Regions from separate parts of the Homo sapiens genome. Here region 2 is linked to region 1. The links are chromatin loops, found by intact Hi-C in ENCODE. Cell type or tissue: sigmoid colon. All regions are shown on one strand. Links, peaks and the distances in the headings refer to the core of each region. The heading gives the core; the rest is flanking DNA. Region 1 holds the start of LOC124905239 (a long non-coding RNA gene). Region 2 has its middle 25 kb from the start of TRI-GAT1-1.

Region 1 (10,886 bases), core at 1,565-9,564:
CAGAAGAAGTGCTTGAACCCAGGAGACGGAGGTTGCAGTGAGCCGAGATCGTGCCACTGCACTCCAGCCTCGGTGACAGAGTGAGACTCCATCTCAAAAAAAAAAAAAAAAAAGAGAACGAAGACCTTTATGATGATCTACTTCCATTTAGTAAGTAGTAAAATATTTTCTCTTCTCTTCCTTAGCATTTTTTTTCTAGCTGACTTTATAATATACATAACATACAAACTATGTACTAATCGACTCTATGTTATGAATAAAGCTTCCGGTCAAGAGTACACTACCAGTATTTAACTTTTGGGGGAGTCAGAACCTATACATAGATTTTCAACTGCATAGAGGTCAGTACCCCTAACCCCCGTGTTGTTCAAGGGTCAGCTGTATATACATATTTTTTCGAGGTGGAGTTTCCCTCTTGTTGCCCAGGCTGGAGTGCGATGGCGTGATCTCAGCTCACTGCAATCTCCACCTCCCGAATTCAAGCGATTCTCCTGCCTCAGCGTCATGAGTAGCTGGGATTACAGGCACGCACCACCATTCCCAGCTAATTTTTTGTATTTTTAGTAGAGACGGGTTTCACCATGTTGGTCAGGCTGGTCTTGAACTCCCGACCTCAGGTGATCCACCCGCCTCGGCCTCCCAAAGTGCTGGGATGACAGTTGTGAGCCACTGTGCCCGGCCGGGTCAACTGTATTTTGTGCCACGTGATAAATATATACATTTACATCTCAGTGTCCCTCAAGATTCTTAGAACACAGAACTTGCCCATTCATTTACATATTGCGCTGTTGTGGTAGCGATCATATGACCCAAAGAGCTTCACATATTTCCCTATGTGGACTTTTCTTTTCTTTTTTTTTTTTTTGAGATGGGATCTTGCTCTGTCACCCAGGCTGGACTGCAGTGGGGTGATCTCAGCTCACTGCAACCTCCACCTCCCAGGTTCAAGAGATTCTCCTCCCTAATCCTCCTGAGTAGCTGGGATTACAGACACGCACCACTACACCTGGCTAACTTTTTGTATTTTTAGTGGAGGCGGGGTTTCGCCATGTTGGCCAGGTTGGTCTCCAACTCCTGACCTCAAGTGATCTGCCCACCTTGGCTTCCCAAAGTGCTGGGATTGCAGGCATGAGCCACCGTGCCTGGCCCTGCAAGTCTGTTTTGATTGGATTTGTTTGACTTTAAACCCATTCGGAAGAGTTTTCCTAGAATTGCTACACTCGGAGACATGAGGCAATGCTTACTCTGACTTTTGACGTTTTCAAGTGTACAGTTGAAAGTCAACAACATGGGTGAATGTGGCAACCCCTCCTTACACAATCAGAGACAGTCACTGCCAAGCCGCTTCGTGGATTGTCATTAGCTTCCAATGAGAAACAGGTGCACAATCAAGGTCTAAAGATAAAGAGGGTTAAGTGCAAGACAGCAGCCATGACGTGTCGGTCCACGTACAGCCTGTCTGCCTGAGGGCTCAGTGATCCAAAAAGACACTGCAGGTCAGCACTTCAGAGTGTTCGCAACATCCGGGGTTACTTAACCCTGTGGCTTGACAAGCAGCAGAGATTTGCAAACAATGATAGCTTCTGTGCCACTTCAGCCGAACACTGGCTCTGAAAACAGCCTCAGTATCTGACAAGCTCTCATTCCTGGGCTTGTGGCGTGGCTGTCCATTGAGAGAGCCTAAGTATATCTTCATGCCGAGGGGATGGGAGCATTTATATAAATAAATGTTTGCACTGATTACAGCACTGCTGCCAAAGAGCTTGATGGGCGATGATGATCCGATTTCGCCATGGCAGCTTATGTTTACAGAACCCGGCTCCATTGCAGACAGGACATCGAATGTGTAACGCAGTATTTAAATGTCCACTGACATTTACAGCTCGTGTCAGCCCAAGAGGGAAGAGGCGTTGGTGTCCCAGTCTGCCAAGGAGGGCTCCTGCTATGGAATGAATGGTGTCACCCCGAATCTCATGTGTGGAAACCCTAATGCCAAAGGGGATGGTATTTGGAGACGGAGCCTTTGGGAGATGATGATGTTTACATCAGGTCGTGAAGGTGGGATCCTTATGTTGGGATTCGTGCCCTTGTAAGAAGAGACACCAGGGCACACATGCTCCCTCGTGCTCCACCCCCCTCTCTCTCTGCCCTGCGAGACCATCTGTAAACCAAGAAGAGGAACCTCTCAAGTACCCAACCATGGTGCCACCTGGATGTAAACATTTCTGCCTCCAGTACTATAGAGAAATAAATTTCTGTTATTTATGCCACCCCATCTATGGTCCAGTTAACCCTTAAACAACACAGGTTTGAATTGCACGGGTCCACTTCTACGGGCATTTTCTTCTACCTCTGCCACCCCGGAGCCAGCAAGACCAATCCCTCCTGTCCGCTCTCATCTTAGGCTACTCAAGGTGAAGACGATAAGGATGAAGACCTTCATGACGATCCACTCCCACTTCAGAAATAGTAAATATATTTTCTCTTCTCTATGATTTTTAAAAATTTAGTTTGGTGTCCTTTTTTGTTTTTAATTATCTTTCCATAAGTGATTGGGGTACTGGTGGTATTTGGTTACCTAAGTTCTTTAGTGGTGATCTGTGAGATTTTGGTACACCCATCACCCGAACAGTATATACTGCACCCTATTTGTAGTGTTTATCCCTCACCCCCCTCCCACTCTTCCCCCCCAAGACCCCAAATTCCATTTTATCATTCTTATGCCTTTGTGTCCTCATAGCTTAGCTCCCACGTAACACTGAGAACATACGATGTTGGTTTTTCATCCCTGAGTTACTTCACTTAGAATAAAAGTTCCTTATCAGGCGTGGTGGCTCAAGCCTGTAATCTCCACACTTTGGGACGCCAAGGCGGGTAGGTCACCTAAGGTCAGGAGTTCAAGACCAGCCTGACCAACGTGGTGAAACCCTGTCTCTACTAAAAATACAAAAATTAGCTGGGCGTGGTGGCGTGCACCTTTAGTGCCAGCTACTCGGGAGGCTGAGGCAGGAGAATCACTTGAACGTGGGAGGCGTAGGCTGTACTGAGCAGAGATCACACCACTGAACTCCAGCCTGACTCCAGGGCAACAGAGTGAAACTCCATCTCAAAAAAAAAAAAAAAAGAATGAAAGTTCCTTATGATTTTTGATTCTCAAAGTTCCTTATAAGGCGATTCTCCTGCCTCAGCCTCCTGAGTAGCTGGGATTACAGGCGTGCGCCACCACGCCCGGCTAAAAAAAAACAAACAGCATTTTCTTTTCTCTAGCATACTTTAATAATACAGTATACAATACATAAAACATACAAAATATATGTTAATCGACTTTATGGTATTGATAAGGCTTCTGCTCAACAATAGGATATTCATAAGTTTTGGGTGAGTCAAAAGTTATCTTTGGATTTTCAACTGTGCCAGGGACGTGTGTGACGCCCCTAACTCCCACATTGTTCAAGGGTCAACTCTAGTTTTTTGTTGTTGTTGTTGTTGTTTTTGAGATGGAATCTTGCTCTGTCGCCCAGGCTGGAGTGCAATGGTGTGATCTTGGCTCCCTGCAATCTCCGCCTCCCAGGTTCAAGCGATTCTCCTGCCTCAGCCTCCTGAGTATCTGGGATTACAGGCGCCACACCCAGCTAATTTTTGTATCAAGGTCAACTGTATTTTCTTGCAACAGCCAGAGCTGACTAAGACAGTCTTGAAGCTCAAAGAGGTACAAGAACCTACCCAAAGTTATCCAACCAACAAGCACCTGGAAGGCAGAATAAAGACTCAGGTAGCCAAGCGCCATAGCCACACCATGGTAGAGCTATTCTGCCTTGTAGAGATGCATTGAATCTGTCACAGGGTGAATACATCTCCAAATGCATTTGAAAACTCCTACGGGATGCTACAGAAACACGTGAGGGAAGAGTGGGTGTGGACATACTCTCCATCTGTTACACTCAGAGTACTCCAACTACAGGAGTGAGATGCCTCAAGACAGGCCAAGGCAGAAACAAGCATCACTATGAACCCCAGAATAGATATGTTTTTTGGCCAGACACGGTGGTACACGCCTGTAATCCCAGCACTTTAAGAGGCCCAGGTGAGAAGACTGCTGGAGGCCAGGAGTTTAAGACCAGCCTGAGCAACAGAGGAAGATCCCATCTCTACAAAATATTTAAAATATATACATAGCTGGGAATGATGATGCGTACCTACAGCCCCAGCTACTTTAGACACTGTGGTGGGAAGATCACTCGAGCCCGGGAGGCTGAAGCTGTCGTGAGCCACAGTCACACCACTGCACTCCAGCCTGGGTGACAGAGTGAGATCCGGTCTCGAAAAAATCATCATTATCGTCACAGTAATGAGAGGAATTTTAGGTGATAGGTGGTTACTAATTTCAAAAATAGGGGCTTCCGGTTTCTCCTCTAATGATACAGGGGTTAAGAAGAAATGACTTAAGCAGATAGTAAAAATTAGCTGGGTGTGGTGGTGCACACCTGTCATCCCAGCTACTTGGGAGGCTGAGATGTGAGGATCACCTGAGCCTCGGAAGTTGAAGTTGCAGTGAGCCATGATCACACCACTGCACTCCAGCCTGGGTAACAGATGGAGACCCTGTCTGGAAAAAAAAAAAAAAAAAGATTTTGCACAAAGTTTTACGATGACTCTGCTTTGTAATTAAAAGTAATTTCTGCTTTGTTGGTGATTTCTCACACATTTATCTGGTAGACCAGATACCTGCATGTGATAGGGTAAGAAGGACCCATTTCCCTCCAAGGAGAACAGCATTGCAAGGGGGTTGAGGACGCATGCATGTGGAATCCAAACATTGAATGCACTGAGACGGCGCTGCATGAAGCCTGTCTGTGAGTTTATGATGAAGCTGCACAGAGCTCCGTAGGCGGCTCTCACTCCTCTCTCTCAGCCTTTGGCTTCAGTTTAATTGCATACACACCCTTCAGAGCTGCTCGGGGCCCCCACTTCTTCAGCCTTCTGGCATTTTTCTAAGAAACACTAAACCTCTTTCCAACGTTGCCCTTGGATTTTGTGTGCACGTCTTCCAGCCCTTGAGCTGCTTGACCTGTGCTTGCAAGGGTTCCATAACACTGGATAGGACAGAAGCTCCGCCCAGCCCCAGGTGAAAGCTCTGTGCTCTTCAGGGACCATGTCCTATTCACACTGTCTCCCTCACATCTAATACAGTCATGATACTCGGCAATATAGTACTCCACCCAACAGGCAACTCAGAGTCTGCCAGTGATACAGGAGTTAAGAAGAAATCACTTAGGCAGACAGTAAGGGTATGGGAGTCCTCGGCAAGGCTTTTTTCTTTTCTTTTTTTTTTTTTTTTTGAGATGGAGTCCCGCTCTGTCGCCCAGGCTGGAGTGTAGTGGCGTGATGTTCGCTCATTGCAACCTCCGCCTCCCGGGTTCAAGCAATTCGCCTGCCTCAGCCTCCTAAGTAGCTGGCATTATAGGTACGCACCACCAAGCCCGGCTAATTTTTGTTTTGTTTTTTTTTTTTTTAGTAGAGACGCGGTTTCACTGGTCAGGCTCGTCTCGAACCCCTGACCTAATGATCCACCCGCCTCAGCCTCCAAAAGTGCTGGGATGACAGGTGTGAGCCACTGCGCCCGGCAGCTTTTCTCTTTAACGAAAAGCAGCCCCAAGTCATTTTCTAACAATGAACAGCCTGTCAAGTCGAGCTGCAGACATACACAAGCCAGCTGGGAGCTTGTACGGGTGAATGTCGGGAGGACCTAGGGACTAGACACGTTCAAGATGGCGGCTCCATCTTCCCGGGAGGAACTAACGACTAGACACGTTCAAGATGGCGGCTCCATCTTCCGGGCAGGAACTAGGGACTAGACACGTTCAAGATGGCGGCTCCATCTTCCCGGCAGGAACTAGGGACTAGACACGTTCAAGATGGCGGTTCCATCTTCCCGGCAGGAACTAGGGACTAGACACATTCAAAACGGCGGCTCCATCTTCCCAGCAGGAACTAGAGACTAGACACGTTCAAGACAGTGGCTCCATCTTCCCTCCTCTTTGTCAGCCACATGTAAAGTAAGAAAAACAGGACCGAGAGCCCCGACCAACTACAAAGCCCATTTGCATAACCGATTAGGGTGGGCAACCAGCCTTTCCTGTGGGCTATGTAAATGTCATGCTTGATGGAACCAATCTCTCGGAGAGCCCCGACCAACTACAAAGCCCATTTGCATAAACGATTAGGGTGGGCAACCAGCCTTTCCTGTGGGCTATGTAAATGCCATGCTTGATGGAACCAATCTCTGAGCTCTATGTAAATGAGACACCGCCTCCTCAAACTGGACTATAAAATCCATCACATTTGGTGCCAGCTGGTCCTTTCCGCTCGGAGACCCCTTTCTCTATAGAGAAAACCATTTCTCTTTCTCTTCTCCTGATTAAACTTCCACTCCTAAACTCCTCGTGTGTGTCTTTGTCCTAAATTTTCCTGATGCCCAATGACGAACCCCAGGGTATATACCCCAGACAACGTAGCCACTTCACTAACATGTAGAGAGCTTGCGCATTTTAATTCCTATCCTCACAATAGGCAAAGAGCAGAACATACTGAAAATCAGCAACTCTGCGATCCATCAGAAAATAGAGATCACAAGACGAAATGCTGCCTGAAGACTGGACAGACAGGTGGCAAGTGGAATTGTGCTTGTCTAGGAGTTCCTGCTGGAGCCAGCACCTGATGGACACATTTGCAGGGTAATTATTAAACAGCTGCAGGCTGACAGTGGACAAGCCTAAGTAAGTTAAAAACTCCTGGCCAGGCATGGTGGCTCGCACCTGTAATCCCAGCACTTTGGGAGGCCAAGGCGGGCAGATCACCTGAGGTCAGGAGTTCGAGACCAGCCTGGCCAACATAGTGAAACCCCGTCTCTACTAAAAATACAAAAATTAGCCGGGCGTGGTGGCAGGCACCTGTAATCCCAGCTACTCGGGAGGCTGAGGCAGGAGAATTGCTTGACCCTGGGAGGTGGAGGTTGTAGTGAGCCCAGATCGCACCACTGCACTCCAGCCTGAGTGACAGAGCGAGACTCTGTCTCAAAAAACAACAACAACAGAAAAACTTCTGGGGGCCCATCTTAGAGGGGACCTTGTACTTTCACAAATTTTACCTCCGGGAGCTCCACCAGGTTCCCAGGGTGAAGATCAAAGAAATATCCAGTTGTGTGTTATTGGGGGAAAGTAACCACTTTGCAATATTCCTAGGGAGACAGTAGCATTTTGAAGTATGCCCAAAGCAATCCGTGTCCTCTCTGCCCTCAAAGGAAATTACTTTAGCGCAGTCAAAGTGAACTGGGGGAAGGGAAATCTTCTATTTCAGTTTTTCTTTTTTTTTTTTTTCTTTCCAGGCAGATTTTCACTCTTGTTGCCCAAGCTGGAGTATAATGGCGCAATCTCGGCTCACTGAAACCTCCACCTCCAGGGTTCAAGCGATTCTCCTGCCTCAGCCTCCTGAGTAGCTGGGATGACAGGTGCCTGCCACCATGCCCGGCTAATTTTTCGTATTTTTAGTAGAGATGGGGTTTCGCCATGTTGGCCAGGCTGGTCTCGCACTCCTGACCTCAGGTGATCCACCCGCCTCAGCCTCCCAAGGTGCTGGGATTACAGGCGTGAGCCACCGTGCCCGACCAGATTTCAGTTTCTATTAGCTTTCAACAACACTTTTCGTGCATGAGTGACGCTGGCGGCCATGTACTCAGCCATTCCATCAAGGTTCCAAGCAGCAAAGCTGCAAAATGGATCTGACTCCTTCAGTGAAGAAGAGTCTCCCTGAATGCATTGGAAACACTCATGAGATGCTACTGAAGCAAGTAAGGGAAGCCTGACTGTGGACATGCTCTCTGTCTCTTAGGCTCACAGTACTCCAACCACAGAAACGAGATGCCTCAAGGGAGGCAGAGGCAGAAAGAAGCCATCACTATAAACCCAAGAATAAAGCCAGCAGAGCTACAGTGATGGCCTGTGTGCTGCAGGTGAGCATCACCTTGTTGTAAGGCCACAGGCTTTCCTGGCCACCCTGCTCAGTTGGCCTCGTGGTGGGAGTCACTAGACTCAAGATAGACCCAGCCAGACCATCTGGTTAGAGCTACCCAAGGAAAAGCCATTGTCAGCACAAAGTCACTGGAGTCTTAGAATGCACAGCTGTGATGGGCTGATTCCTTCTCCCAAATCCCTATGTTAAAGCCCTAACGCCCAGGACCTCAGAATGTCACCATATTTGGAGATAGTCTTTAAAGAGGTGATTAAGGTAAAACAAAGTCACCAGGGAGGCCCCTAATCCGAGAAGACTGGGATGCTTATAAGAAGAGGAGATGAGGCCGGGTGTGGTGGCTCACGCCTGTAATCCCAGTACTTTGGGAGGCTGAGGTGGGTGGATCACGAGGTCAGGTGATCGAGACCATCCTGGCTAACACGGTGAAACTCCATCTCTACTAAAAATAGAAAAAATTAGCTAGGCATGGTGGCACGCACCTGTAGTTCCAGCTACTTGGGAGGCTGAGGCAGGAAAATCGCTTGAACCTGGGAGGTGGAGCTTGCAGTGAGCCGAGATCCCGCCACTGCACTCCAGCCTGGGCGACAGAGCGAGACTCCGTCTCAAAAAAAAAAAGAGGAGGAGATGAGGACACAGACACACAGAGTGACGACCCTGCGAGGACACAGTGAGAAGATGGCATCTACAAGCCTACAAGAGAGGCCTCAGGAGGAACCAGCCCTGCCTACACCTTGATCTTGGACTTACAGCCTCCAGGATTGTGGGAGAATAAACGTCTGTTGTTTACAAGCCACCCAGTCTATGGTATTCTGTGATAGCAGCCTGAAATGGACTAAGACACCTCATAAGAAAAGGAGATGAGGACACAGACACACACATTGGGACAACCCTGTGAGGACACAGGGAGAAGATGGCGTCTCCAAGCCCAGGAGAGAGGCCTCAGGAGGAACCAGCCCTGCCCATACCTGGATCTCAGACTTCCAGCCTCCAGGACTGTGAGAGAATCAATGTCTGTTGTTTATAAGTCACCCAGTCTATGGTATTCTGTGATAGCAGCCTGAGATGGACTAAGACACCTCATAAGAGGAGATGAGGACACAGACACACACAGAGGGGCGACCCTATGAGGACACAGGGAGAAGACGGTGTCTACAAGCCCAGCAGAGAGGCCTCAGGAAGAACCAGCCCTGCCCACACTTTGATCTCACAGACTTCCAGCCTTCAGAACTGTGGGAAAATAAAAGTCTGCTGTTTAAGCGGCCCAGCCTGTAGTATTTTGTCATGGCAGCCCTAGGTGACTAATACAACAGGTGTTTCATCCTGTTCCTTTCCTCAGGTGGTGTTGCAGAGTACCCCAGCATCTTTAGGTGGTGGTAGAAGAGACTCCAGCATCTGCCATAACCCCCGGAAGAGTGTTCTGTATGTTACACTGTGGGGAGGTTTTCCTCAAAGCATTAGAGTGATCTGAACAATGGGAATCTTTGCACAGAGGAGGATGAGTTCTACTCGGGGATGGTACCTACTAAGAGAGACATGTTGTCTTCTCTTCAATTGCCCTTTAATGAAGAAATAAAAATTATTTAATTATTCGGTGAAGAAATAAAAAGAGTATTGCATTCTTTCAACAGAGATTCTGCACTTGTACTCCCAGGTATTTATGAAACCTCATGTTGATGCCTGGTGCATAGGCCAGGCAGTGGGGCTCTACCTAAGTAATGCCTGGTGGTTGGCCATGGGTAGCTGGAGCACCAATAGCATACTCTAATAGTCCATGACATCGGTCTACTCAAGGGCCATGGCTCAAATAGAAGGCTTTGTTTGGAGGAATTCAAAAGAGGTTCTACTGAGAAGGAACCTATGAATCAGTGCTGCTACAATACTTTTGGATTGTGCGGTTCAAACGCCATATTGGTTTTCTTCCAGCTCTCCAGCTCCAGCAGCACTGAGGCAGATCTGAGTTTCTCGAAGCTGGGCCCATCACCAACAAGACAGTGATGGTGAAAGCAATGATAGAAGAGGTCGAATTTAGAGTAAGGATCAGGATGGACAGGTGGGTACATCTATGCAACCCTAACCTTTCTGAAACTACTAGGCATAGATATTTTCCTGAAGACTAGTCTCAGCCTGCATGGATGGTCCCTCATGGCTACTGTCTCATTTGAAAAGTGAACCTATGAAAAGAGGAAAACACTATGACATCCACCACTGTTTGGTCACACCAATTCTTGACATTAACTCTCTCGAAGGACATTAGTATGACCTTCAAATCCTAGCCCGCAGGAAAGCTTCACTTTAGTTGTTTGTTTCCTGGGTGTCCCTTCCTACAACCCACGAAGCAAATGCCACACACCCTCCTTACATGCATAAAACAGTGCTGATAATGGATGAAACACACAAGTATCAGCTCATGCCTGCACTTTCAGAGAAAACACTCTTGCTTAGACCATGGGTATGTCAAGCTGCCAAGGATACAAAAGGTAAAACAATCCAAGGGCAACAGATGGTTCATGACAAAGAACTAAGAGGGCAGCACTGCGATTCCAAAAATTTGGATATGGACGTCAATGAGAGTGAATGAGAGAGAAGCAGAGAGACGGCGGGGGGGGGGGGGGGGGGGGGAGGGAGGGAGAGAGAGAGAGAGAGAGAGACAGAGAGAAAGGAAGGAGGAGGAGGAGAAAGGAAGGAGGAGGAGGTGAAAGAGGAGGAGGAGAAGCAGGAGGAGGGGGAAGAGGAGGTGAAGGAGAAGGGAAAAAAAAAGTAGAAGGGGCCAGGTGCGGTGTCTCATGCCTGTAATCCTAGCACTTTGGGAGGCTGAGGCAGGTGGATCACGAGGTCAGGAGACTGAGATCATCCTGGCC
Region 2 (10,886 bases), core at 989-8,988, 1.5 Mb after region 1:
TGCAGAGAGGAGGTTCCGAGTGGGTTTTCTGGTCTGCAGCAAAATGCAATGGGTTTTATAGATGAGCTTGATGAGGTGGTGTCTGATTTACATAGGGTGCAAGAGATTGGTTGGACCAGGTGTGTCATTTGCATAGGGCACAAAAAAACTGGTTAGGGCTAGGCATGCCATTTGCATAGGGCACCAAAACCTGGCCACCTTCACCCTAATCTTTTATTATGCAGATGGATTCTCTACCTGGTTGGCACTATGTTGCCTGTTCCTTTAAGGTACACGGTGACAAAAGGGAAGATGGAGCCTCCATGTTGAACGTGCCTGGCTCCAAGGTAGCCCTTTTCTATTGGCACAGCTGCCGGTATTCACCTGTGCAAGCTTCCAGCTTGCTTATCTATGTCTGCAGCATGATTTTTCAGGCTGCTCTTTGTTAGAAATGATTTTGGAGCTGCTTTTTGTTAAAAGAGAAATTCCGCCGAGGACTCTTTTACCCTCACTATCTGCCTGAGTAATTTCTTTCTAGCTCCTGTATGAATCCCATCATTCAGGTAGTGAGCATAGTACCCAGGAGGCACTTTCCCAGCCCTGTCGCCTTCCCCTCCTCTCCCGTCTAGTAGTCCCCAGTGTCTGTGGTTCCCATCTTTATGTCCATGAGTACCCAATGTTTACTTCCCACTTTATAAGTGAGAATATGCCCCATATTTGGTTCCTGAATTAATTTGCTTAGAATAATGGCCTCCAGCTGCATCTTTGTTGCTACGAAGGACATGATTTTATTCTTTCTTATGGCTGTGTAGTAGTCCATGGTGTATATGTACCACATTTTCCTTATCCACTCCACATGGATGGGCACCGGGGTTGATTCCGTGTCTTTGCTATTGTGAATAGAGCTGCAATGAACATGTGCGTGCAGGTGTCTTTATGTTAGAAGAATGTATTTGTCCTTGGGTATATAAACAGTAATGGGATTGCTGGGTCGAATGCTAGTTCTGAGTTCCTTGAGAACTCTCCAAACTGCTTTTCACTGCAGCGGAGTTAATTTACATCTGTCAGGCCTCTGAGCCCAAGCTAAGCCATCATATCCCCCGTGACCTGCACTTATACATCCAGATGGCCTGAAGTAACTGAAGAATCACAAAAGAAGTGAAAATGTTCCTGCCTTAACTGATGACATTACCTTGTGAAATTCCTTCTCCTGTCTCATCCTGGCTCAAAAGATCCCCCACTGAGCACCTTGTGACCCCCACCCCTGCCAGCCAGAGAACAACCCCCTTTGACTGTAATTTTCCACTACCTACCCAAATCCTATAAAACGGCCCCACCCCTGTCTCCCTTTGCTGACTCTTTTCAGACTCAGCCTGCCTGCACCCAGGTGATTAAAAAGCTTTACTGCTCACACAAAGCCTGTTTGGTGGTCTCTTCACATGGACGTGTGTGAAAACATTCCCATCAGGAGTGTATTTCTGTGTTTAGCATCCATGCTTTGAGTTTGCCAGAAGATGTTGGATTTGATTGTACCCTGGGAGTAGTGGCGCATGTGTCTCATTCTTCCACTTTCAAGTTGTTCATTGGAGCTGGAGTTTTACACTAGGCAGTGATGACTGAGGACCCCCAGATGAATCTTGGAATTTGATCTCAGAATGTGGCAGAGGCTACATCCCCATGACCCAGCAGGAAGAACATGCCTCCTGCATCCCACGGCTGAGGAGAAAGTGGCTTTTACAGATAGTTACAGGCACCAATGGTTCTACTTCCCTGAAAAGCTGTGTATTTTTTCCATGTGGTTCTGAAGTATAGTTGCTGGAGGATTTGCGTAGACCGAAATGTAGGCTTGGTGCAAACATAATTGCAGTTTTTGCCATTAAAAGTAATGGCCAGACTGGGCGCAGTGGCTCATGCCTGTAATCTCAGAGATTTGGGAAGCCAAGGTGGGCGGATCACTTGGGGTCAGGAGTTCGAGACCAGCCTGGTCAACATGGTGAAACCTCATCTGTACTAAAAATACAAAAAATAGCTGGGCACGGTGGTGCGTGCCTGTGGTGCCAGCTACTTGGGGGGCCGAGGCATGAGAATCGCTTGAGCCCAGGAGGCAGAGGCTGCAGTGAGCCGAAATTATGGCACTGCACTCCAGCCTGGGCAACAGAGCGGGACTCCATTTTACACACACACACACACACACACACACAAAACCGCAATCACTTTTGCACCAACCTAGTATAATTGGGGAATTCCTGGTTACTTTTTTATTCCACGAAAAAGCCTGTTCCCACTGGGGCAATGTGCCAGAGGAAGGGCAGGTTAGAACTGTAAAGCTTCAAGAAGACCCCCTATATCCTGTGAGTGTCCTTGGTATTCATTCTGCAGGCCATTATCAGTCTTGAGGGGGCTGCTACAACATTCTATGGAATGAGAGAGCATTGCTGTGTCAGGAAGTACATACTATTTTTTTCTGCCTCTTTCTCTACCTTAAAAGGATATGCTCAGAATGAGTTGAAATATGGCCATTTTTTCCCCTGAAATCGAGAGCCAGTTGTTGACTTGGAATCATTCAATGTCTCCATTTGTTTTGGGTTAGATTGTTTGAATGGAGGATTCTACTACCAAACACTCATAAGATGGCTTTGAGCAGAAACAAGGCTGATCAGCCGGTATGTACACAATTCTTGGCTTTACAATATTTCTTGGGACATTCTTGGGCTTAAAATATGGCCACACCTCTGCAGTGGTAGGTCAAACAGCCTCTGTCCCAGACCTAAGCTCTCTGGATGCCACACCCCAGACTGGGACTCCCAATCTCATGGTTCACGCTGGCAATGCCTGACCCAGGACATTATCTTGCCATTGAGACCAGGGTCCTTCTCCTTGGACAGTTCCTGTAACTGTTATTGAGTATTTTGAACAGCATTGAATATTTTGTTGAATACTGAATATTTATTGAATATATTGAATATCTTGAATAACAGTCCAAGCAGAAATAAGTATCGGGACACTTTGTTCTCGTTGACAGTCTCAGGTTTCAGTTCTGGCCATATGAGTCTTGGGTGGTTCATTATTGTGAAGACTCCACAAAGTAAGATGGGTGTATGGTGAAGAATAATCAAAGGTAAATAAAGGCACCATCTCGAAGTGGACTTGCCATGTTGCATGGAAGCATGAATGTGTTGAGTCTTTTGTTGTTGAAAATGGTTCTAGGCTGGGCACAGTGGCTCACGCCTATAATCCCAGCACTCTGGGAGGCTGAATGTGTTGAGTCTTCTGTTGTTGAAAATGGTTCTAGGCTGGGCACAGGGGCTCACGCCTATGATCCCAGCACTTTGGGAGGCCGAATGTGTTGACTCTTTTGTTGTTGAAAATGGTTCTAGGCTGGGCACAGTGGCTCACGCCTATAATCCCAGCACTTTGGGAGGCCAAGGTGGGTGGATCACCTAAGGTCAGGAGTTCGAGACCAGCCTGGCCAACATGGCAAAACTGCATCTCTACTAAAAATACAAAAATTAGCTGGGCATTGTGGTGGGCGCCTGTAATCCCAGCTACTGAGGACGCTGAGGCAGGGAGAATGGCTTGAACCTGGGAGGCGGAGGTTGGGCAGCAGAGCCTCGGGAGGGGAGGAGGGGAGGCGAGAGGGGGAGGGGAGAGGGGAGGAGAGTTCTAGCATCCCCAAGTCTGCCCTTGAGAATGTGGTTTGAGAAGGGAGGTGGATTCTTTCAGTGGTGTTCACAGAGCAATTGAAACTTTAGATTTCTCAGAGTGAGCTAGTTTACTAAAGCCTACATATCTGAAAACATAAACACTTCTTCATTAAGGGTGCCCTTTAAGCCAGAAACAAACTCAACCACCAACCACCAAACCCACAAATGAGACAAAACCAAACCAAACCAAAAATCCAACAAATAAACAAACAAAAAACTTTCCCTGAGACAAACCACAGAACTTTATTTTGGGAAAAGAAAACATTTTTTTGTTGGTCAAACTATCAGCTCCTATGAAATACTCTTAGAGATGTTTATCCTGAGCTAGTTTTTTTTGTGGGGAGGTGCTGTTTACATGCTATGTTAAAAATAACACGCAAAAATTCACGAGACATTGATGATGATGATGGTTATACAAATAACGAGAATAATGATATTGGCATACATCATGTGAGTGGAAAAAAAAAGTTGATGGTGGTGATGACAATACGATCGAAACTGCTTTTGCTCCGTGGAAAGCCCTTTGAGATGGGGACCTGGCTGTGCAGTTTGCGGTGTATTTGCCTAAAACGCCATCTGGCTGCTACGTAGAGGAAGAACACTGTTTGCTTTTCTGGCCTTTGTTTTCATAATTCTTCAATTTCTCTTTATGCTCCTAAAAATTCTACATAATCCCATTTCGAACATTGCATTCATTCTCTTTTTTTTTCTCTTAGAAAACAATAAGGGTTTTCATTAAGAAGTAAGTCATAAGACTGCAAGAGAACAAATAAAACTCTTAAGAGGTCTCCCTCCCTCCCTCTCTCTCTGCAGGCTGGGGGTGGAGGATTCAAACGAAATTTTGCTTGAGAAAGTAGCCTGCTCGCTTCAGAAAATTGAATATTTTATTCAAAAAAGGTTAATTTTGCAGAACCAATTTGGCACACCTTTACATCATTCACACTACCTTCCCTGCCCCGTTATTTAGAGAACTCTAAGAAACATAATCTATACATGCACACAAAGTTGGGAACAGTAGATACTAGGGAATACTAGAGGGTGGAGAGATGGAGGGGCCAGGGCTGAAACACTACCTGTGGGGTGCTATGCTCAGTACCTGGGTGATGGGATCATCTGCATTCCAAACCTCAGTGTCACATGATATACCCATGAAACAAACCTGTACCTGTACCACTCAAATCTAAAATAAAAGGTAAAATTATATATAAAAAAGGAATATGATCCACAGAATGTATCAGACAAAAGGTGTTTGTTATGGTGGCTAATACACTTGGGGTTCAGAAAGTCAGTGGTGGCCACACACGGTGGCTCATGCCTGTAATACTAGTGCTTTGGGAGGCTGAGGCGGGAGGATCATGTGAAGCCAGGAGATCGAGACCTCTCTGCTACAAAAAGTAAACAAACAAAAATTGGCTGGGTGTGGTTATGCATGCTTGTGGTCCCAGCTACTTGGGAGACTGAGGTAGGAGGATCACCTGAGCCCAGGAGGTCAAGGCTACAGTGAGCTATGATTGCACCACCACACTCCAGCCCAGGCAACAGAGCAAGACCATGTCTCTTAAAATTTTTTTTTTAAAGAAAAAAAGAAAGTTGGTGGGGACGTGAATTCTAGAACTTTCTCTCCTCAAATATTTAGAACAGGTTGACATGGTACACAACGTTCTTAAAAGAGCTTAGCAAGAGGACGGAGGCTCAGCATTTGAAGGAAGCTGAGTGAGACAGATTAACTAATAAACAAGTCAAGTCACCAGTTAAGAATTGGTCCAGGCATAGTTGCTCATGCCTATAGTACCAGCACTTTGGGAGGCCAAGGCAGGAGGATCACGGGAGCTCAGGAGTTTAAGACCAGCCTGAGCACCATAGGAAGTCTTCATTTCTACAAATAATTAGCCCGGAATGGTGGCACAAACCTGTGGCCCCACCTACTCGGGGGGCTGAGGCGGGAGGATCGCTTGAGCCTGGGAAGTGCAGTGGCGTGATCATAGCTCACTGCAGCCTCCACTTCCCAGGCTGAAGCGATCCTCCCTGTGTCCTCACATGGTCATCCCTCTGTGTGTGGCTGTATCCTTTTATTTTCTTGAAGACAGGGTCTCGCTCTGGCCCAGCAAAGAGTGCAGTGGTGCGATCATAGCTCACTGCATCCTGGACCTCCTGGGCTCAAGCGATCCTCCTACCTCAGCCTCCTGAGTGGCTGGGACCACAGGCGTACACCACTACACCTAGCTAATATATATATGTTTTCTAGATACAGAGTCTCCTTATGTTGCCCAGGCTGGTCTCAAATTCCTGGCCTCAAGCAATCCTCCCGTCTCAGTCTCCCAAGTAGTCGGGTCTACCAGCACGCACCACCATGCCCAGGTAATTTTAAAACTTTTTGCGGCTGGGTGCGGTGGCTCATGCCTGTAATCCCAGAACTTTGGGAGGCCGAGGCAGGCAGATCACTGAGGTCAGGAGTTAAAGACCAGCCTGGCCAACATGGTGAAACCCCGTCTCTGCTATATATACAAAAATTAACCAGGCGTGGTAGAGGGCGCCTGTAGTCCCAGGTACTCGGGAGGCTGAGGCAGGAGAATCGCTTGAACCCGGGAGGCAGAGGTTGCAGTGAGCCGAGATTGTGCCACTGCACTCCAGCCTGGGTGATAGAGGGAGACTCCGTCTCAAAAAAAAAAAAAAAGAAAAAAAAAATCAAAAACTTTGTAGAGACAGTCTTGCTATGTTGCCCAGGCTGGTCTCGAACTCTTGGCCTCAATGTATCCTCTCGCCTGGGCCTCCCAAAGTGCTGGGATTACAGCACTTGGCTCCAGCTTGACCTTTGTTGGTAGAACTACTCAGAAAATATGACCGATTTAGAAATTGGGTGGTGCCAAGTAAACCCCACCCAAACCTATCCCCGCACCAGTTCTCATCTACCTTTTTCGCGTGTTGGGGAACTAGCAAGGCAGGGGCTGCCGCTCGCGGGGGCTTGGCCTCCCTCACGCAGCTCAGCCTCTGAGCGCAAGGCACAGGGCTCTCGCGCTACGGCCGCCACCCGCCCCGAGGCCCCGGTCCCCTCCCCTCACCGCCGCACCAGGACAGCGCGGCCAAGAGCCGGGCCTTTCGGGGGCTGGTGCGGACGTGGCCAGAGATGCCCGAGGAGAAGCAAGAGACCATGGGTATGCGGCGGTCACGGGCCTCTCCGGCCCGGGAGACGGACGTTATGGCTGGCAGCGTCTCGATACCAAATGTTTCCAGACCATATGCTTGCCGCTTCCCGCACTTGGAAAGACCAATCGTTAGGCCCGAGGATGCAAGACCCACCCACTTTGCGATGGAGGCAGCCAATCCAGTTGCTCGTTACTTCCAGTGTCGCAGGCGCCCTTACGAAAGATCCTGTCCAATCGCTACCGGGAACGTCCTCCTAGTCCCGCCTCAGGGCCATCGCAGAGGCTGTCAATGCCGTCTGACCCCTTTACCCCATTGGCGTACTTCCTTCCGACACCATGACATGCACAGCACCAGGCCGGGGCGGGTCAATGGCGGTGGCGGAAACGGCGGGCCACTGCGCGGGAACGGGTTACGCGGCTGACGTCCGCCGCAGCAGCCGCTGGGTCCTGGAGGCAGAAGCCTCCCTGAGAAGCGCACAATAGGCAGGGCGCGGTGGCTCACGCCTGTAATCCCAGCACTTTGGGAGGCTCAGGCGGGCGGATCACAAGGTCAGGAGATCGAGACCATCCTGGCTAACACGGTGAAACCCCGTCTCTACTAAAACTACAAAAAATTAGCCGGGCATGGTGGCGGGCGCCTATGGTCCCAGCTACTCGGGAGGTTGAGGCAGGAGAATGGCATGAACCCGGGAGGCAGAGCTTGCAGTGAGCCGAGATCGCGCCACTGCACTCCAGCCTGGGCGACAGAGCAAGACTCCGTCTCCAAAAAAAAAGAGAGAAGCGCACAATGGACCAAGGGCTCTTGCCGGAGAGGCGCCGCCGCCGAACCCGCAGCCAGACGCCCCTCAGTAGCGCCCGCAGCGGGTGCCGCGGCTCTCGCCTAAACCATGGGCGCACCCGAGGGGCGGGCTCGCCTCCCGTCGGCCCTCACAGCTCGGCTGGGCTCGGAGTCCGCTCCGCCGTCGCCTTCCCGCTGGGGCCGGGAAACGCAGCCGCGGAGCCGCACAGCCCTTGCAGCCGGATGAGAGGCCCCGCTGGCCTCAGGACGGTGGTCGGGGCGGCGGGCGGGGGCATTCGTGCAGCCTTGTGGCCTGCAGGCGCTCCCCGTCGGCAAAGCTGCGCCGCAGGCCTCGGGGCGGGCCTAGGGGCCAATAGGGGGCTCCGGGGTGGGCCTGGAGGCCTGAGGCCACCGGGGGTCCCCGGGCAGGTGATGGGGGCTTGCGGAGCGGGGGCGCCGACCTCTGACCCACGAGAGGGGCGCCTTCGCGGTGCTGGTCGTAGTTATTCTCAGCGTCCCTATTATCCGATTTGAAATGAGAGCAGGCGGCTCTCGGGCTCCGAGCCGGAGGGGGCGGGCGAACTGGGAGCAATGTGTACATTCCACGCCTAGAACCCTGCCGCTGGGCAAATGGAGGCCCGTGTCCCTGCGGTCGCTGCCTGGGAGGGCGCACGAGGTCCCCCAGGCGAGGTGACCCACAGGAGGTTTTGTGACATTGGGCGGCCCAGTCCTGGGGGTGGTGTGTGCTAGTGGTGGAGGGCGGCCTCCTAGAGGAGCCGTCAGCCTTCCAGGGAAGGCACCTGGCCGGTCGGGGAGACTCCCCGGGGCTGCGGGGGAAGCTCCACCTCCTCGAGCGCCCCCCGGGGAGACCCAGGACGCAGGGGTAGCCCTGCGCGGAGTTCTTGGTGGCTCCAGGTGACGCTGTCATAGGACAAAGGGCCCCGGGTGCCGACCTCCTGTGGAGGGCCCTGCCCCGCTGCGGCTGAGGAGGTCGGCACCCGGGGCCCTTTGTCCTATGACAGCGTCACCTGGAGCCACCAAGAACTGGAAGAGGCAGGAAGGAACACCCCCTAGAGCCTCCAGGGGGAGTCCAGCCCTGCCCACAACTTGATCTCAGATTCCTGGTTTCCAATACTGGAAAGAATAAACTTCTGTTACTTTCAGCCACCCAAATTGTGGTTATTTGCTTCAGCATCCATAGGAATTTAAAAACTAAGAGGTATGAATTTTATGTTGCTGCCAAAAGGCTTTTTCTAGGACAAGTAGATATTTAACCTAGATAGTTGTAGCCTTTTCTCGTCTTCATTGGGATCAGAACTCAGTTGATGGCCTCTGTCCTCCTATCTCAATGTTGATTTTACTTTCTCTTTAATCCTGTTCTAAAGCAGTGACCCTTTTAATATTGCTTAAGTAAATATCAATGTTTTTCTGGTCAGTGTGAGACCAGAAACCTTTTTACTTTGGGTCTGAGAAGGAGAAGTATTTTCCCTCCTTCTCCTCTTTTTAGAGATGGGGTCTCTCCGCTGCCCAGGCTACAGTGCAGTGGCATAATCCTAGCTCACTGCATCCTCAAACTCCTGGGCTCAAGTGATCTTCCGGCCTCAGCTTGCTGAAAAGCTGAAACCACAGGTGTGTGCCACTATGCCCTACATATATATATTTTAACTTATTTGTAGAAATGAGGTTTCACTATGTTGCCCAGGCTCGTCTCAGACCTCTGATCTCAAGTGTTCCTCCTCTTTGGCCTCCCAAAGCACTGGGATTACAGGTGTGAGCCACCATGCTTTGGCATGGTGGGGTATGCAGTAGGAGAGCAGGGGTGGTGGTAGTGTCTCCATATGTACTCTCACTAAAACTGGTGTGGGCAGATACTGGATGCCTACTTATTTAGGGGCATCTAAATTCCTGTGCTAAATTAGAAAACAGAGGCAGCTCTTGAAAGGAGTGATGGCGTGAAGGAGAGATGCTTGGACCAACCAGCACACAGCCCTTATAAATAATTGATACCCTTGGTTTTAATGCCACGTCCTCTTCAACAGTTGTTGGTTGAAATGACACGTGATTCCAGGTAAGCTTTTCCAGATAAATTGCCCTGGAACTTCAGACTTTGTCAGGTGAATCGATGTGGAATTTCAGAATGGGCTGGAATGTCTGAGATGGGCATGTCCGATATTCAGCTCAGTGTGGGGAAACTGGTGGCCAGGGCTGGTTGCAAGCTGAGTTGTAGGGGTGACAGTTCACCTGAGAAACAAAAAAACATGCAAGTCCTGGTTCATGAGGAGTGATTTCACAAATAGTGACCATGGAAGTCAATGTTGAAAAACAAATAGATTCAGGGCATAAGGGTGCAGGTTTGTTACGTGGATATATTGCCTAGCGGTGGGGATTGGCCTTCTAACCCCCAAACAGTGAACATAATACCAGATAGGTAATTTTTCCACCCTCATCCCCTCCCACCTTCCCCCTTTTTAAGGTGTCCTGTGTCTGTTAATGTCATTCTATAGGTCCATGTGTACCCATTTTTTTTAACTCCCACTTATAAGCGAGGACATGTGGTATTTGATTTTCTGTTTGAGTTATTTCACTTAGGATATTGACCCGCAGCTCCATTTATGTTGCTGCAAAAGATATAGTTTCATTCTTTTTTATAGATGCATAGTATTCCTTGGTGTGTGTATACCACATTTTCTTCATCCAATGAACATTCAGGTTCATTCCATGATTTTGCTATTGTGAATTGTGCTGTAATAAAAATATAAGTGTAGGTGTCTATTCTGATAATTTCTTTCCTTTGGGTAGATAACCATTACTGGAGTTGCTGGGTCAAAGGGTAGATCTATTTTTAGTTCTCTGAGAAATCTACATACTGTTTTCTATAGAGATTGTACAATTTTACATTCTCACCAACAGCGTATAAGCAAGCGTTCCCTTCTTTGCATTCTCGCCAAGAGGTCAACGTTTTTCTACAAGACAAAAATGTAGATTGGTAGATGATAGATAGATCAATGACAGGTAGATGGAATACATAGATGATAGATAATAATAGGTAGGTAGATGATAAATGGAATAGATAGATGGAATAAATGGATAGATAGAATATAGTAATAAAATGCATCTACCTGAAAATAGAGAAGAAAAAGATTGTGGGACTTTCCACTCTATAACCCTGGAGCAAAGAAAATAGCATTAATGAAAAAGCAAAGAATGGGAAAGTAAAATTTTTTAGTCAGAACCACCCTTCCAGCAGAAAAGAATAGTGCAAGCAAAATATTAAGCATTTCA

Evidence for each region. Hi-C counts contacts between places; a loop is a spot of excess contacts. Peaks named below come from ENCODE experiments on the same cell type or tissue, not always from the same donor. Only the 100,000 strongest peaks of a DNase experiment are listed, where the experiment ranks them.
Region 2: it touches region 1 in a loop (9-fold over the local background); 3 of 110 quality-filtered maps call a loop at or near these places.

What each region holds. Positions count from the first base shown.
Region 1 is chrX:2,319,448-2,330,333 of GRCh38, forward strand. The region is part of intron 3 of DHRSX (dehydrogenase/reductase X-linked); the gene reads right to left. LOC124905239 (a long non-coding RNA gene) reads left to right here and starts at 1,588. Exons shown (of 3, transcript XR_007068382.1): 1 at 1,588-2,469; 2 at 9,952-10,078. In sigmoid colon, for the core only: no CTCF peak of the experiment used is centred there; a DNase peak (open chromatin) is centred at 5,814; H3K27ac peaks cover 944 bases.
Region 2 is chrX:3,807,934-3,818,819 of GRCh38, forward strand. It overlaps the pseudogene LOC389906. Among named protein-coding and RNA genes, the nearest start is that of TRI-GAT1-1, 25 kb to the right of the region's middle. RefSeq lists silencers at 3,771-3,840, 6,626-6,795, 7,226-7,305, 7,666-8,145, 8,436-8,575 and an enhancer at 6,976-7,025. In sigmoid colon, for the core only: a CTCF peak has its summit at 4,242; DNase peaks (open chromatin) are centred at 7,058, 7,818, 8,198, 8,528 and 2 weaker places; H3K4me3 peaks cover 2,737 bases; H3K27ac peaks cover 2,011 bases.